Regions from separate parts of the Homo sapiens genome. Here region 2 is linked to region 1. Evidence: chromatin loops called from intact Hi-C (ENCODE). Cell type or tissue: MCF 10A. All regions are shown on one strand.

The links. Peaks named below come from ENCODE experiments on the same cell type or tissue, not always from the same donor. Only the 100,000 strongest peaks of a DNase experiment are listed, where the experiment ranks them.
Region 2: it touches region 1 in a loop (15-fold over the local background); 2 of 110 quality-filtered maps call a loop at or near these places.

What each region holds. Positions count from the first base shown.
Region 1 is chr11:70,463,766-70,471,765 of GRCh38, reverse strand. SHANK2 (SH3 and multiple ankyrin repeat domains 2) reads left to right here. Exons shown (of 26, transcript NM_012309.5): 26 at 1-3,912. Among named protein-coding and RNA genes, the nearest start is that of CTTN, 69 kb to the right of the region's middle. RefSeq lists an enhancer at 1,317-1,526. In MCF 10A, CTCF peaks have their summits at 376 (motif pointing right) and 4,081 (motif pointing left); DNase peaks (open chromatin) are centred at 315 and 4,065.
Region 2 is chr11:71,559,474-71,567,473 of GRCh38, reverse strand. It overlaps KRTAP5-10 (keratin associated protein 5-10), which reads right to left and starts at 1,911. Exons shown (of 1, transcript NM_001012710.2): 1 at 739-1,911. The coding sequence starts at 1,886. The coding sequence ends at 1,278. RefSeq lists an enhancer at 709-1,524. In MCF 10A, a CTCF peak has its summit at 3,787 (motif pointing right); a DNase peak (open chromatin) is centred at 3,793.

The DNA of each region.
Region 1 (8,000 bases):
ATCTCTGCTGAGACAGTCCTTTTGCTCTCGGAGGCCAGGGAAGATGGTACTTAGAGGCTTTTCCCCTATCGCTCTGGGTGTCTAGGAATCCCACCAGCTTGTCTTAACAGTACAACAGCTTCTTTGAGGACCCAGTGGGTATGGAGTATAGACAGAACCCAGGGTTGAGAACAGAAGGTGGGCGGCAGGATCAGAGTGAAAGCAGAGGCGTGAGGAGAGGAAAGCAGGGAGGTCTCCTGGGCTGCCAGGTCAGCCTCTCTGGCAAGGCTTTCTTGAGCCCCGCCCCTTTCTTTCCCCGGAGTCCCTCCACCCCATAACAATACCTCGAATTTCCAAAAGAGGTCACCAGATGCACATGGGCCGCAAAACACACAGTCAGGCTTCCAGCACATTCTCCCCCATTTGGAGGATACTCGAATGTCAGGTTTTTGGTTTTATTATTATTTCAGAACTAGCTCAGCCCATCTCTAATTATAAAACATGGTTTTGTTTTTTTTTTTTCCTTTTTTTCTTGATTAGGTCTGGAACAGCTCTAGAATGAACACATAAAATTTAGCAATTTAAAATCTTTCTTTACTGCAAGTTTAAATAGTTGTACAGATAGTTTATAAGCACAATATTTTAAGAAAAAAAAGTGGCTGGTCTACTAGGCAGCCTTTGTGCCACTTCAGTGCTAGAAAGTTAAAGAAAAAAAAACTTTTGTGATTTAATAATACTATTTCTGTGGAATAATTATAAAAGTATGACCTTTTTAAATCAACCTTATTTGGATGCATCTGAACCAGCAGAGCTGTGTTATATTTTCTATCTTTGCTAGAACTTCGTCATTGAAGGACAATTTCTTCAAAGTGGTTACAATTCATAATGCAGCAGTTTCTCCAAAAACAAAAACAAAACACACACCACACACACGCGCTTTTCCAGTCACACACCCCTGATGTTGGAACCAAGTTTTTGGACCTTCTGTTCCAAAACCTTTTGCAGGTCAATCTTTGTATTTGAAATGATCCAATCCAACTTGAAGTCAATTGAATATTAAGGCGCTTTACTTCCGTGTGCTTTCAGTTTTTCCATCATGAGATGAATGAGCATTACTCTAGATAAATTTCAAGACAGGATACTACAGGTGGCCTGCTGAGGCTGCCCCATATTTTAGAAAATGTAAAAATGGTGGTTTGGCCATTAATTTGTCTTCCATTTGATGATACCGCAAAATTCCGTGAGTCCATTCCTTTGGCATGGCACTTTCCCTGGGCCTACAGTTGGTATTACCTCTGTGCTCAGTGCCAGGCAAAACACTAGCTCAAAGGAGAGTCAAGGAAACCGCTGGCAGACGATAACCAGTCGAAACTCGTGACTTCGGTTTGTTGAACTTTGGCAGCCAGTTGGTGAGGGCCAGATGTTATTCCCTTTCTTAAAGATACTCCAAGCCACATGCCACTAACCACAAGCAAGCTGGCTGCAAGACTAAAGAGCTGATAACATAGTTTATTTTTACACTGTCTTATTATAGAGAAGTAATAGACCTATCAGAACCTGCACTGACCAACAAATAAACACATGTTGCCAAGATGAATCGGTCTCTATCTCTATCTGCTTATTTTGGTACTGAAAGCAATAGTTCCTCATTCAAATCACCACCCACTGTTCTCCCCCTTTGGGACATGTTAGGACGAGGCCCTATTCCATGCCCCTCTTTAATGGTGGAACAAATGTTAAACTGCTCATCTAAAGATCATGTTGATATTATTCCAGGTTTTAAGATCAACTTTTGTTACATACTGTAATTTAAATAAACTGCATTTACATGCCTAGTTTCTGTAATATTGTGTATACAAAACCCAAATCTCTCAAAATGTAAATTATGTATACCTGCCAAGATACCTTTTCCAGGGTGTCTGCGCACATTTTAAGTTAATTCACATAATATAAAAATTACTCAATGTGACTGTTGATTTGCTGAACTTTACATATCACAAAGTGAATTATTTGTGATACTTTAGTTAATAAAATGGTAAATTTTTTTCTCAGTTATTGAACAAGCAAGCATTATCCAGTTGATCTGGCAATGACTTTTTGTGTGTGGGCCACAATATTGATTTTCCCATTAACAATTTTTTTTTGTTTTTTAAATACTAATATGTTTCACACTATAGTTTGTGTAACAACACGTGTTCGCATTATCTATGTTGCTGTTACTTTTGTGCTTTTATTCTTTTTAGACTTTATAAAAAAAAAAAAAAGCTCCTGTAATTTGCACTTTCTCCCAATCCTTAAATCTCTTGTATGGCAACCAAAATTACTGTAAAAAAATAAATATACTATTGCACTAAGGTTGTGGTTCTGATTGCAAACAAACAGTGAACACTGTCTGAATTAAACAAAAAGCTGCCCGACTTGCAATCTAATGTAGATTATCTCAGGCATTGTGGCCAGCTCTGCCTCTCTAAAACTGACCAGAAAAATCTCTCTCATCGAGTAAACAGGCTCCTGTCACTGAGCTAATCTGCCTTGGTTCCATTTCCTTATTCTCAATTTATCAATGGATACGTGCATGTTATTTCAGAATTATGCAAAACGTCAAAATCTGCTTCTGTGACCGCTGCTATAGGCGTGGAGCTGAGGCTCGGCTTTTCCTTTTGTTCTGGGTGGAAGCAGCGGTGCCGCGGAGGGCCAGCCAGATCCGGACCCTTCCCTTAGGGTCCAGTCTCCCCACACCCCAGCAGGGTGTCTTCTAGCCATAAGGCCAAGGGAGTGGCAGAACTGGGCCGCCTCTCTGGTTGACAAGCAAACCACATGCTAAGGCTTGGAGCAAGAGAGAATTTGTGTCTATTGGCAAAGAACTAAGCCAGGAAGACATGGGCCATCCCTCCGCTTTAGGGAAGCATATTTTAAACCTAAACGTTGAACTTCTTCTTTGGCCTCACCAGTGAAAACTTGTTGTCTTTAGTTCCTAAAGTTTCTTCTACTTTGGCACATTCCCCAGTTGAGCAGCAGCCTCTATGCTTCCACGTTCAGGAAAAATTCCAGTCCTCATATCTTTTGTAGTTCACCCTCAAGCTCTCCCGCTTCACCATCCAATAGTTTCTCCCAAACCTTGGCACCCCCCTAGACTTTGCTTCCAATGGTTTCTTCCAGACCACTTTTCCTAGATGAATATATTCGTTTACCTTACTAGGAAAATTATTGGAAGATTTTTTCTTTTACTTGAAATTGGAGGCATTTTAATAACTGGCGAACTGGAATGTGTTTCTGTATTTGTAGACAACCATGAACCCATGCAAGTAGGTGAACATTCCACAGTGGCTGGGTGACCACAGCAGCTGCATGCAGACAGGACTGCCCGTGCTTTGTGGGGAATCAGAGAATTTCCAAACTTGTTTCTCAGACTTCCGCAGATCTCATCACTTTGATTTCTAATCCATGCTGTATTGGTGATTTTGTTTATCGTTCCTGTAACTTGTTCTACATTCCACAGTCTTTACCGTTTTATGTTCAAAATTACAACAATCCCTGTCCATTGATTCCACTCTGGAACTCTTTGTTCATGCCAATTTTGAAATTTTAATACGAGCCTTCAAATAAACACAGAAAAGAAAAAAAAAAAGGAAAAAAAATAAAGTGTGTGCCTTGGGTGTTTTGAACCTGATCTGCATAAAACCATATTGTATTCAAATGCTGTATCTTTCATGAAAGGATAAATATATCTTCAATGTATTAATGTAGCTGATAAAATAGTTATAGTGCCTTGTTTTCTGAACTGAGAAGCCCATATCAATGCACAACGTAAAGAAAGGACGGTTCGAGCTATGAAATGTTGAGGACACCTACACGTGATTCTGGAGCCTTTCTCATCATAAGACTGTGGAAAATACACAGTCGTTTAAGTTAAAAATAAAAAGTAAATTGAAATAAGATTGTGTTATCAATTAATTTTCCATTAAAAGTGCTCTCTACTGTATCATTTTCAGTATTTTCATTTAATTAAAATACAAAATGTGTTTGAGGATTTTCATGGAAAGGAGAAAAGTTTAACCACAGGAGCCCTGGGCTCTCTGACCTACTCCCCTTGTGCTGTGCCGCCCCCCGGTGGTACTCATTGGTAATGCTTAACGAAGCCATCAATATCAATCATTTCGACGTTTTGTTATAAATATACACAAATTCATTTTTAGTGATTGAGGCCACTCATTGCAGGAAAACTGTTTCCATTTTTCACAAGTGAAAGTGGCAACATGTGTGTTTTTCTTTCGACAAAAAAACGATGTGAGAAGTACATCAGTGTAATTCTTGTCTCAATGCTGTCATGCTCCATTTGCTTTAAGTGCGAAGCTTCCCTGAGCAGCCTCTGCCTTTCTAGAGGATGAGCCTGCGGTGTAGTGAGCATATTAGGGCTGCCATCTGCCTGTGGGACCAGAATAGCCACAGCAATAGTGAGCGTTTGTGGGATTCCGGACAGATGGGAGCGGCAGCAGCCCCATCTTCTCGGGGGCCCCCCCGCAAACAGGCCGCAGAAGTTCTGGAGGCAGAGCACTGCCACAGGCTGTCCTGCCACACACATCTCTCCAGGGAGTGAGGAGCTACTCAGATCCAGAACTCCCCACTGTGCCTGCTCAGCTCACAGACTATTATCGGTGTGGCTATTTACCAGCCAGAAGAGTCCACTGGAATTCAGACTGTGTAGTTTCAGGCAACAATGCAGCCAATAATCCAAGAACCTGCAGGGTGCTCAGGGAGATGTGGCCAAAGCTTCTTGGTCACCCTGCTCCACATGTGCTGCTACCTCCGCTCCAAGTATGAAGCATGTGTCTGAGAGCCAGAGGAGGGGCCCTGGCACTGCTCACAGCCACTGGGTAAGACCTGGCAGCCAGGCCCTAGGCCCCCATGAGGTAGGGACCACGGAAATGGCCCAGTTCACAGGACAGAGTGTGGAGACCCCTCACCAGCCACCTGCATCTGGGGGCCGGCCCCTCTGACGCGGTGCTCCTGGAAGGCAAGCCATCCTGCCATTGCCCAACTGTAGTCATCTCTGCCCAAGATGACTGCAAAAACAGAATTAAGCGTGTTCTCCAAACCCCAGAACCCGGGGAGTGGGAAAAACACATAGCCCCTGCAGCCCTGCAGAGGTGGCCACAAGCACAAGCATTCTGTGTGTATACCCAAGAGGCGGTACAGGTTGGAAACAGCACTCAGTCTACCTAGTGCTATCTGGGACGGGCACCGTTCAGATCACTGCACCCACCACGTGGCTAAAAGCCCTGTGAGGTAACAACTAAAGCCCTATTTCCCAGATGAGGAAACTAAGTCTTGCCAAGGTCCACAGCAAGTGGAGAAGCAGAGGTTGCTGTGCAGCTTCCCAAGTCTATCTACAGGTGACAGAACCCAGCCCGGGGCCTTGGGAACCATCGCTGGCTCCGAATCTGCTCCACCCACAGGGTGCTTCCTCTCCCTGCCCCATCTGACGTCATATGTGCAGGGCTAAGAATTCAGGAGGCGGGGCAAGGGGGGAGTCCCTACCAGCTGAATCACCTCAGGGTTGTGGAAAACGAAGACCGAATTCAGTGGCAATCTGGTTACCTTAATTCACTCCACTGGGATCAGGAGAACCAAGACCTAGAAACCCCTGTTTCTCAGAGAAAGGACCCAACATTTGTAAAGTCCCCTTGGCTTAGAGGGCATGTGACACATGGATCTGCTTTAATTCCCACAAGAATCCTATGAGGTTAAGCATCACTGAGGTGACTATCTCCTTTTCTCACGAGGACACCGAGGCTTGGAGAACCAGTTGCCATTGCCCATGGCCTCCAGGCACCTACACAAGTTATCCCCAGACTGTGGGCCCTCACCATGGGGGCAGAGTTGCCCGAGGCCAGTCCTTCCCAGGTCCTCCATGAAGCCTTCCTCTTGTGGCTGTGAACTGCCCAGAGCCCTCCCAACACACACCTCTGTGGCCTCAGCCAGCCAGAGCCCATTTCTGTTGCTTACAACCACCATATGACAGAGCTCCTAGCCCCCCACGATGATGATGTGTTTTCTCCCACAGCCCACGGCCTCCCTCTGCCAGTCAGAACTGGGGCAGCCCTTTCCTCTCCTTCCACTGTCACCCCCATTGGCAGAAGAGAAAGGCGGAGCTAATGAAGAATGAGATGGGGGTCTCATGGCTCCCGAGTGAGCCTGGAAATGGCTTGCCAGCCCCATGCAGCTGTGAAGCTCCACTTAACGCCAAGGGCATGGCCAGCTGCCCTCCTGGCCTTGGAGCCACCTGGGAGAGCTAAGAAACGCTCCATCTTCACAAGTGGGAGTTTATACAAGGTGCCCGATAGAGACATCGAGGCTCCAGGGAAAACCACACAGCCTGAGACCTTTAACACCCAGCATGCTTGCTGGGAAAGACCAGCCTCCCTCGCCAATAGGCATGGGACCAGCTTTCTCCGGTAGGCCCCAGGAGGGCTAAGTGGAGAGTGTGGTGGGAAGGAAGGAGACCACAAAAAGAGAGGTCTAGAAATAGCAGGAAACACAAGCCACCTGTGCATTCATAGCAGCGACACAGAGACGGCCACACTGACCTCAGCTCTGCCACTCTGCCCACCAGGTCCAGAGCCATCTGGCCCCACCCACCCTCCTCTTCGGGCTTCCTCCCTGCTCACCTGGCTCCAGCCACAGTGCCACCTCAGCGCCGCCTCCCTGTGGGGTCCCCGTACCTACATGGCTTCCCAGATCACCTGATTTAGAATGGGACTTACTGCCATCACCCCCTCCCACATCCCCAGGGCACTTACTGCCACCTTCACTGGCTTATTGCTTTACTTACTTGCTCACTGATTAGTGCCCACCGCCCCACCCCGCCCACACATGCCTCTGGAAGACAATCCCCGTGGGGGAGGCACGGCCTGTTTCATGCACTGCTGTAACCCTGGCCCAGGCAATGTCTGCAGGGACAGCCCCTCCTAGAGGCCCCCTCACAGCCTCAGCCCACTGCAGCTGTGCCCATGCTGTGGCCACTCCCACTCCTGCAGCTTCCATCTGGTCCTCAGACACCTGGTAAGGAAGAGGGGATTCCCCAAAGGCTCGGAGCACTGCCTGCCCCTCCACGGGCCCTCCTAGTCCCCTGCCTGGAAAGTGCCTGGGAGTCTTCCACCTGCCCTGCTCCCCGAGGCCACCAGACCCACGGACTTCGCCCGTCCTGTCCCAGGGTGTGGAAAGGAACACTTCCCTAGTCCTCTCAGCGGCCGCAGCAGAAGCAGACTGTGTTCTGGGCGGATGCTTGGGCTGAAACCCCCAAACCCCACGAGTCTGTTTCTGGCACACGGAGCTGGGCTCCACAAGGGAAAGACGCCTGTATAGACTGGCCCCGTTTCAGTGAGTGGAAAGTCCCACAGCTCCTTGGGGTACTAAGGGGATGCTGGGAGGGTGCGCGACTCGTGCACCGAGGCCCACAGTGGAGGGGCTGGGAGTGCAGCCATTCTCCCAAAATCAGGTGTTTGGGGTCGCGTATCGCAACCCCCAGCTTCCGGAAGGAGACACAGTGTCTGCCCTCGGCTCACCTGAGCGTAGCTTCAAAGACCGCAAAGGCGTCCCTGAATGAGGACAAAGATTCCAGCCTTGGCCCGACTCTAGCCGGGCGCCTCGGAGACCTCACCTGGCCTAGGCTTAACCTCGGCCTATGGAAACGACAGCCTCTCAAACCCCATGTCTCCGCCCACCTCTCGCCTGTCATTAAGACTTCAGCCAACACTAATGGCTCAAGGCCGCCGCCCCGGGAGGCCCCAAGGCCCCTCAAAGGCCCAACTCGAGGAAGGGCAGGGCTGCCGGAGAACTGCTGCTCCAGCCGCGCCGGCCGGGCCCAGGCGCGTTCCTTGGAGCCTTCACCGCGGGGAGCCGGCACCTCAGTGATTCTGGCGTCGTGCACCCGGCGTCTCGCTCCAGGACCCGAGAGCCGCCGTAGGGAGGGTTTGCAGAACCCAAACCGCCACACCTGCCAGCGCATCCACACCCACAGC
Region 2 (8,000 bases), 1.1 Mb before region 1:
CTCCCTGTGTGCTGTCTTCCCTCCACCTTTTCCCTCCGGGTTCGCTTGGCTGGAGATTGTCCTCAGATCACTCTTGTCTCCTCCTCCCCAGTGCGTGATTTCTAAAGCCTTGCCTGTGACACTGGTCAGAGAACAGGCTCAGCGTGGTGGCATGTCACCATGAAACAGATGGACTTGGCTCAGGGTCCCCAAATGTGTCACTTCCCAGGAACTCTCCTTTCCTGCCGGGAGACTGAGCTCCGAGGACACCTTGGGCCATTCTGTAACTTCCTGGTTACCTTTAGTTATGGAAAGCCGTTGACCTCATAATTGTAAAAGGCTAATTGAATGTTTGAATCAGAGTGCGTTGGAGCTCAGCGGTGCTTCACTCCTCCCTCCTCCGACCTTGCCCTGCCTGGGGTCCTTCCGAGGCCCCAGAGGAGAGCGGGAAGCTGGAAGCCATGGGTCTTGTGCAAAGCCCTGCTTGGCTGGTCGTCAGGACTCAGGGCCTGCCTGCCCCTCTGCGCCTCTAGGGCGGGCATTGAATGCTGAATCCTCCCGGGCTTTGCCCTCTTCTCCTGCGAGCAGAGACTGAAGATATTTGAGGCTGAGAGGAGGACAGAAGGGAATGGCAGGTTTTTTTGTGAATGTACCAGGCCTGCTGGCAGGCGTTTCCCAGCTTAGCTGACAGATCAGAACGCAGAATCAGTCACTGCACAGGAAAGGGGTTGGACAGAATTGCACCAAGCATGCAGCTGATTTACAGACATGAGAGGCTTTATTGTAAGGAAATTCATTCATTACTTTGTTATTGTTTTTAAATAGATGGAGACAACAGGAAGGAAGGAGACCTTCCTGGTCACAGGTGGCCACTGGAGAACAGGCAGCGAGCGGCCCTGGAGGATCCAGGGTCCCAATGGTGGTTGAGAAGCTGGTTCTTAGTGATCACTGAGCAACATTGGCCTGGCCTTGTGGGGTCAGACCTTGCATCTCAGTCAGCCGAGGGAGAAGAAGAAGATGGTCCACACCCAAGTGCAGGGAACACCATGGCAGTTGGCTGGGTGCCCGCGTCCAGGCAAGGCCACCTCCTGCATCAAGGAAACATGCATTTCCGGAGTGAGGAGGCTGAAGGCAGGGCCCAGTGGAGAGCTGAGCCATGGAAGGAGGTGCGTGCATGGATGATGAGCTGGAGAAGGGGCAGGTGCCTCAGGGAGGATGCGTGGGATGAATTAATTCAGGGAAATCATAACAAATGCTTTCACCAAACAGGTGAAACCTGAAGGTCTGGGTTCAGAGCCTCAGATCTTACACTGGCAGCACACGGGGACACAGCAGCTGGACTGACAGCAGCAGGGCTTGCAGCAGCTAGACTGGCAGCACACGGGGACACAGCAGCTGGACTGGCAGCAGCAGGGATTGCAGCAGCTGGACTGGCAGCAGGATCCACAGCCTGAGGAGCAGCAGCAGGGCTTACAGCAATTGCACTGGGAGCAGCCACAAGAACCACAGCCCCCCTTGGAGCCCCCACAGGAACCACAGCCACCTTTGGAGCCCCCACAGGAGCCACAGCCCCCCTTGGAGCCCCCACAAGAACCACAGCCCCCCTTGGAGCCCCCACAGGAGCCACAGCCCCCCTTGGAGCCCCCACAGGAACCACAGCCCCCTTTGGAGCCCCCACAAGAGCCACAGTCCCCCTTGGAGCCCCCACAGGAGCCACAGCTGGAGCAGGAACAGGCTGGCACACAGCAGCACACGGGCTTGCAGCAGCAGACGGGCACACAGCAGCTGGAGCCACAGCCCCCACAGCCAGAGCCATAGCCCCCACAGCCGGAGCCACAGCCCCCACAGCCGGAGCCACAACCCCCACAGCCGGAGCCACAGCCTCCGGAGCAGCCACAGCAGCCCATGATTCTGGTAGATTGAGGGTGGATCAGGTAGAGGAGCAGGTGAGAGGGAGGTGCAGGTGTGGAGCTCCCTGAGCCCGGGCTCTTTATATACCTGTCCAGATGTCAGGCAGGACACAGGGTCCCTTTCTTGTGACTGTTTACATTATTTTTCCAGAGCTCTGTTTTTTTCCTTTTTGCTAGTGACTTCCTCCTGGCTCAGTTGAGCATCTACTTTCTTTGTATGCTAAATTTGTCTTTTTCCCCGTTTGTTTTGGCCCCTATAATTAAAACCTCAACTCCAGGCTGTCTGGTACTTCTTGCAAAGCTCCAGGGTGCTGGTCACCTGCTCTCTGCTGACCACATGTGACCAATGGGCAACAGCCTCTGCCCACATGCTCTCATCTTTCCTGTGTTAACTCCCCCAGTAATATTAATTTTACATTTTCAGATTTCAAAAGTTATCCATGGTCTTTATATTTTACTCATACCAGTCTCAGCTTTCTGGGTGTGTTAGACCATTCTTTGCATTGCTCTAAAGAAATACTTGAGGCTGGGTAATTTATAAAGGAAAGAGGTTAGAATGGCTCATGGTTCTGCAGGCTGCACAAGCATGGCACCCACCTCTGCTCAGCTTCTGGGGAGGCCCTCAGGGAGGTTTTCCTCATGGTGGAAGGCGAAGCAGGAGTAGGCACGCCACATGGTGAGAATGGGAGCAAGGGGTGAGGAGGGGCCACACACTTGCGAACAACCAGATCTGAGTGAACACACTCATCGCCAAGGAGATGGCGCTAAGCCAGTTATGAGGGATCCGCCCCCATGACCTAAACACCTCCTTGCAGGCCCCTCCTTCAACACTGGGGATTACATTTCGACAAGAGATTTGGAGGGGACAGCCCAACTATGTCATTATCCCCCTGACCCCTCAAATCTCATGTCCTTACATCACAAAATAGGATCATCTCTTCTCAACAGTCCTCTCAATGTCTTGACTCATTCCAACATCAAGTCTGAAGTCCCAAGTCCAAGTTCCTTCTACCTATGAACCTGTGAAAATCAAAATACATTATTTACTTACAAGATGCAATGAGGGTAGAAGCATTGGGTAAACATTCCCATTCCAAAAGGGAGAAGTCAGCCCAAAGGAAGGGGCTACGGACCCCATGCATGTCTGAAATCCAGCAGGGCAGCCATTAAATCTTAAAGCTCCAAAATAATGTCCTTGGACTCCCAGTCCCACATCCAGGGTACACTGGAGTGAGGGGTGGACTCCTAAGGCCTTGGGGAACTCCACCCTCGTGACTTTGCAGGGTTCACCCCCTGCAGCTGCTCTCATGGGTTGGAGTTGGGTGCCTGCAGCTTCTCCATGCTCAAGATGCAAGCTGTCAGTTGCTCTACCATTCTGGGGGCTGGAGGATGGTGTCCTCCTTCCCACTGCTCAGTTAAGCAGTGCCCCTGTGGGGATCATTTACACAAGTAAAAGATCCTTCCCCACCCCTCACCCCTGTGGTGATATCTGTGCCCTTGTTCTTCACAGGGCACCCCAGTGGGGTGTGTCCCATGCACCCGCTTCCAGCCACCCTCCTCTTTCTAGCTCACTTTCTCCAGTGCTTTCATTCCACCAGAACTCTTGGTGCATTGATACAACCACGGCTTCACTGATCCCCAACCTCTCTGATACCTCTTCTTGTTTTGTTAACAGCTTTATTGACATATCGTTCATATACCACACAATTCTCCCATTTAAGGTATACAATTCAATGCTTTTAGTATATTCACAGAGCCGTGTACCTATCACCATAATCAGTTGTAGAAAATTTCATAACCTCATGCCCTTTAGTACCCCCCACTCACTACCCCACAGGACGGTTCTCCAGGCGGCTTCAGACCAATGCAATTCTCCCCGTGTCTCACTTGTGGTTCTCAGGCGTGACTGCAGAGGGAGCTGAACCGACATTTCTGAAAGAAGACGTACAAATGACCAACAAGAGCTTGAAGGAATGCTCAGCATCATTCATCATCAGGGACACGCAAGTCAAAACCACAATGAGGTGTCCTCTCATCCCACAGAATGGCCATTATCAAAAAGGCAAAAATAAATCCTGCAGAGGAAGTGAAGAAAGGGAACTCGTATGCTGTTAGTGGGAAGTTGTACAACCACTAAGGAAAACTGTATGGAGATTCCTCAAAAAGCTAAAAATAGAGCTAACCCAGCAATCCCACTATGGGGTGTGTATCCAAAGGAAAAGAAATCAGTGTGTTGAAGAGATATCTGCACCCCATGTTTATCACAGCACTGCTCACGATAGCCATGATATGAAAGCACCTAAGTGCTTGTCAACAGATGAATGGAAAACATGGAAAAGTAATGAAAAGGAAAAGATGGTGTATACACACAATGGAATTCTATTTAACCCTAGAGCAGAACAAAATTCTGCCCTATGTGACAATACAGGTGAGCTTGGAGGACATTATGCTAAATGAAATAAGCCAGGCACAGAAAGATGAACTGCATGATCTCACTCACAGGTGCAAGCTAAAGAAGTTGATATCTCACTGGTCCCCATAAACATGTACAATGATCATGCTTCAATTAAAATATTAATAAAGAAAGAAAAAGAATAACTGTAGAATATGCTGGGAATGCAACATCCTGAGTTAGGGAGGGACTGGCCAGAAGAGTCGGGCTTTGTCCCAGTTCCTAGAAACAGGATATTCTTTCGTGCTTTAGTGCAGTGAATCCTGTAGCCCTGGGACATAAGACCGAGGGCAGGCGGCTTTCTGGGATCCCTCAGCTGTGGTGTGAGTGGGGCACACATGGATAAGACTCAGCTCACCTGGGAAGCTTTGCTGAGGCTAGAGGGCTCCCAATGAATCCGAGGCTCCTGTTCTCCCTTGCTGCCTGTCTGTAACTGGTATACCCACTTCCTGTGACATATGTGAGTGTCTCACCTGAGTCTGATAAATGGGTAACATTAGTAGTAGCCAGAGGCTACTACTAATTTACTTTTTGTCTCTCTCTATTTTTCTATTCTTGAAATTTCATACCTGTGAAATTATATGATATGTGGTCTTTTATAATTTCCTTCTTTCACTTAGTGTAATGTTTTGTGGTTCATCCATGTTGCAGCCTGAAACAGAACTTCATTACTATGATAAATTATTTACACTAATCTTCCTTTGTATGAATACACCATTCATTCCTCAGTTGGCAGACATTAGACTGTTTCCACCTTTTGGCTGTTGTGAGTAATGCTGCTGTGAACATGGGTGTGCCAGTTTTTGCATGGAATGTGTTTTCATTTCCCTTGGGAACATCCTTATGAGCAGAATTGCTGGGCCCTATGGTAACTCTCTGCTTAAGTTTTTGAGGAACTGCAGACTGTTTTCCACAGTGGCTGAGCAATTTACATTCCCACAGCAGTGCATGGAGGTTCCAGTGTTTCTGCATCCTTGTCAACAGTTGTTATTTTATTTTATTTTTATTTATTTATTTTTTAGAGACAGGGTTTTACTGTGTTGACAAAGCTGAAGTGCAGTGTCATGATCATAGCTCACTGCAGCCTCAACCTCCTGGACCCAAGCAATCCTTGTCTCAAACTCCCCAGTAGCTGGGACTACAGTTGTGCCTCATCACACCCAGCTAAATTTTTAATTTTTTGTAGAGACAAGGTCTTGCCATGATACCCATACTAGACTCAAACTCGTGGCCCCAAGGGATCCTCCCTTCCAGCCTCCTGAGTCACTGGGATTACAGGTACAAGCACACCCTGCCCCAATACTTGTTAATGTCTGACCTTTTACATTATATTCATCCTAGTGTTTGTGAAATGGTATCTCATTGTGATTTCAATTTGCATCTCCCTGTTGAATCATGATGCTCAGAGTCTTTTTATATGCTTGTTGTCATTTGGGTATCTTCTTCAGAAAATGTCTAATTAAGATTCTTTGCCCACTTTTTAATTGGGTTATTTGTCTTTTTATTACTGAGTTCCACATCCAGAAGAATAAAACTGGGCCGCTAACCAGATCACCATATACAAACATTAATTCAAGATGGATTAAAGACCGAAATGTAAGACCTCAAACTATAAAAATCCTAGAAGAAGACCTAGGAAATCACCTTCTTGATATCAGCCTTGTTAAAAAAGAATTACGGCTAAATCCTCACAAGCAATTGCTACAAAAACAAAAATTGACAAGCGGGACGTAATTAAACGGAAGAGCTTCTGCACAGCAAGAGAAACTATCAGGGAGTCAACACTCAACCTACAAAATGGGTGAAAATATTCACACACTGTGCATCTGACAAAAGTCTAATATCTGCAATCTACAAGGAACTTAAATCAACAAGCAAAAAACAAATAACTTCATTACGAAGTGAGTAAAGGATATGAACAGACACTTCTCAAAAGAAGACATGCACATGGCCAACAACTATATGAAAAAATGCTCCACATCACTAACTATTAGGGGAATGTAAATCAAAACCACCATGAGATACCATCTCATATCAGTCAGAATGGCTTTTGATAAAAAATAAAAAATGAAACAACACAAAACAAAACAAACCAAAAATCAGATGCTGGCAAAGCTTGGGAGAAAAGGGAACAGTTGTACACTGTTGGTGGGAGTGTAAATGATTTCAGCCACCATGGAGAGCAGTTTGGAGATTCCTCAAAGAGCTAAGAATTGAACTACTATTTGACCCAGCAATCTCATTATTGGGTATATACCCAAAGGAAAATAAATCAATCTACCAAAAAGACACATGCATCCATATGTTCATTGCAGTGCTATTCACAGAAGCACAGATGTGGAATCAACCCAGGTGCCCATCAATGGTGGATTGGATAAAGAAAATGTGGTACATACACACCATGGAATACTACACAGCTATAAAAAAGAATGAAGTAATATCTTTTGCGGCAATATGCAGCTGGAGGCCATTATCCTAAGAGAACTAATGCAGAAGCAGAAAACCAAATCCCACATATTCTCACTTATAGGTGAGAGCTAAACATTGAGTCCACATGGACATAAAGATGAAAACCATAGACACTGGGGAACAAGAGGAGGGAGGAAAGGAGGGAGGGGGCAAGGGCTGAAAAACTATTGGGTACTACAGTCACTACTCCAAACCTCAGCATCACACAATATATCCATGTGACAAATCTGCACATGTACTGCTTGATTCTCAAATAAAAGTTGAAGAAAAAGTTCTTTATATACTCTAGATGCTAGACGCTTATCAGATATCTGATTTGTAAATCTTTTCTTCCTTTATGTAGATTGTTCTTTCACTTTGTTGATAGTATCCTTTGATTCAAAAATATTTAACTTTTGATGACATCCAATGTATTTGTATTTTTCTTTTGTTGCTGGCCCTTTTGGTGTCCTATCTATCAATCCATGCTAAATCCAGGTCATGTTTTCTTTAAATAGTTTTATAGATTTGACTCTTACATGTAGGCCTTTGGACCGATTTTGAATTAATTATTGTGGTGTGAGGTAGGGGTTCAGCTCATTCCTGTGCATGTGGATGTCTAGTTTCCCAGCACCATTTGTTGAAGTACTGCTCTTCCTCCATTGAATAATCTGGCACTCTGTCAAAAATCAGTTGGTCATCTACACGAGGGTTTATTTCTGGCTCTCAATTCTATCCCACTGGTTTAATACATCTATTCTAATGCCAGTACTAAACTGCCTTGATGATTGCAGCTTTGTAGTAAGTTTTCAAATTGGCAAGTGTGAGCCCTCCAACATTGTTCTTCTGTGTTCTTTCTTTCTTTCTTTTTTTTTTTTTTTTTTTTGACGAAGTCTCACTCTGTAGCCCAGGCTGGAGTGCAGTGGCACAACCTTGGCTCACTGCAAGCTCCATCTCCCGGGTTCACACCGTTCTCCTGCCTCAGCCTCCCGAGTAGCTGGGACTACAGGTACCTGCCACTACGCCTGGCTAATTTTGTTATTTTTAGTAGAGATGGGGTTTCACTATGCTAGCCAGGATGGTCTCCATCTCCTGACCTCGTGATCTGCCCGCCTTGGCCTCCCAAAGTGCTGGGATTACAGGCGTGAGCCACCACACCCCGCCTGTTCTTCTTTTTAACATTGTTTTAGCTATTCAGGGTCCCTTGAGAT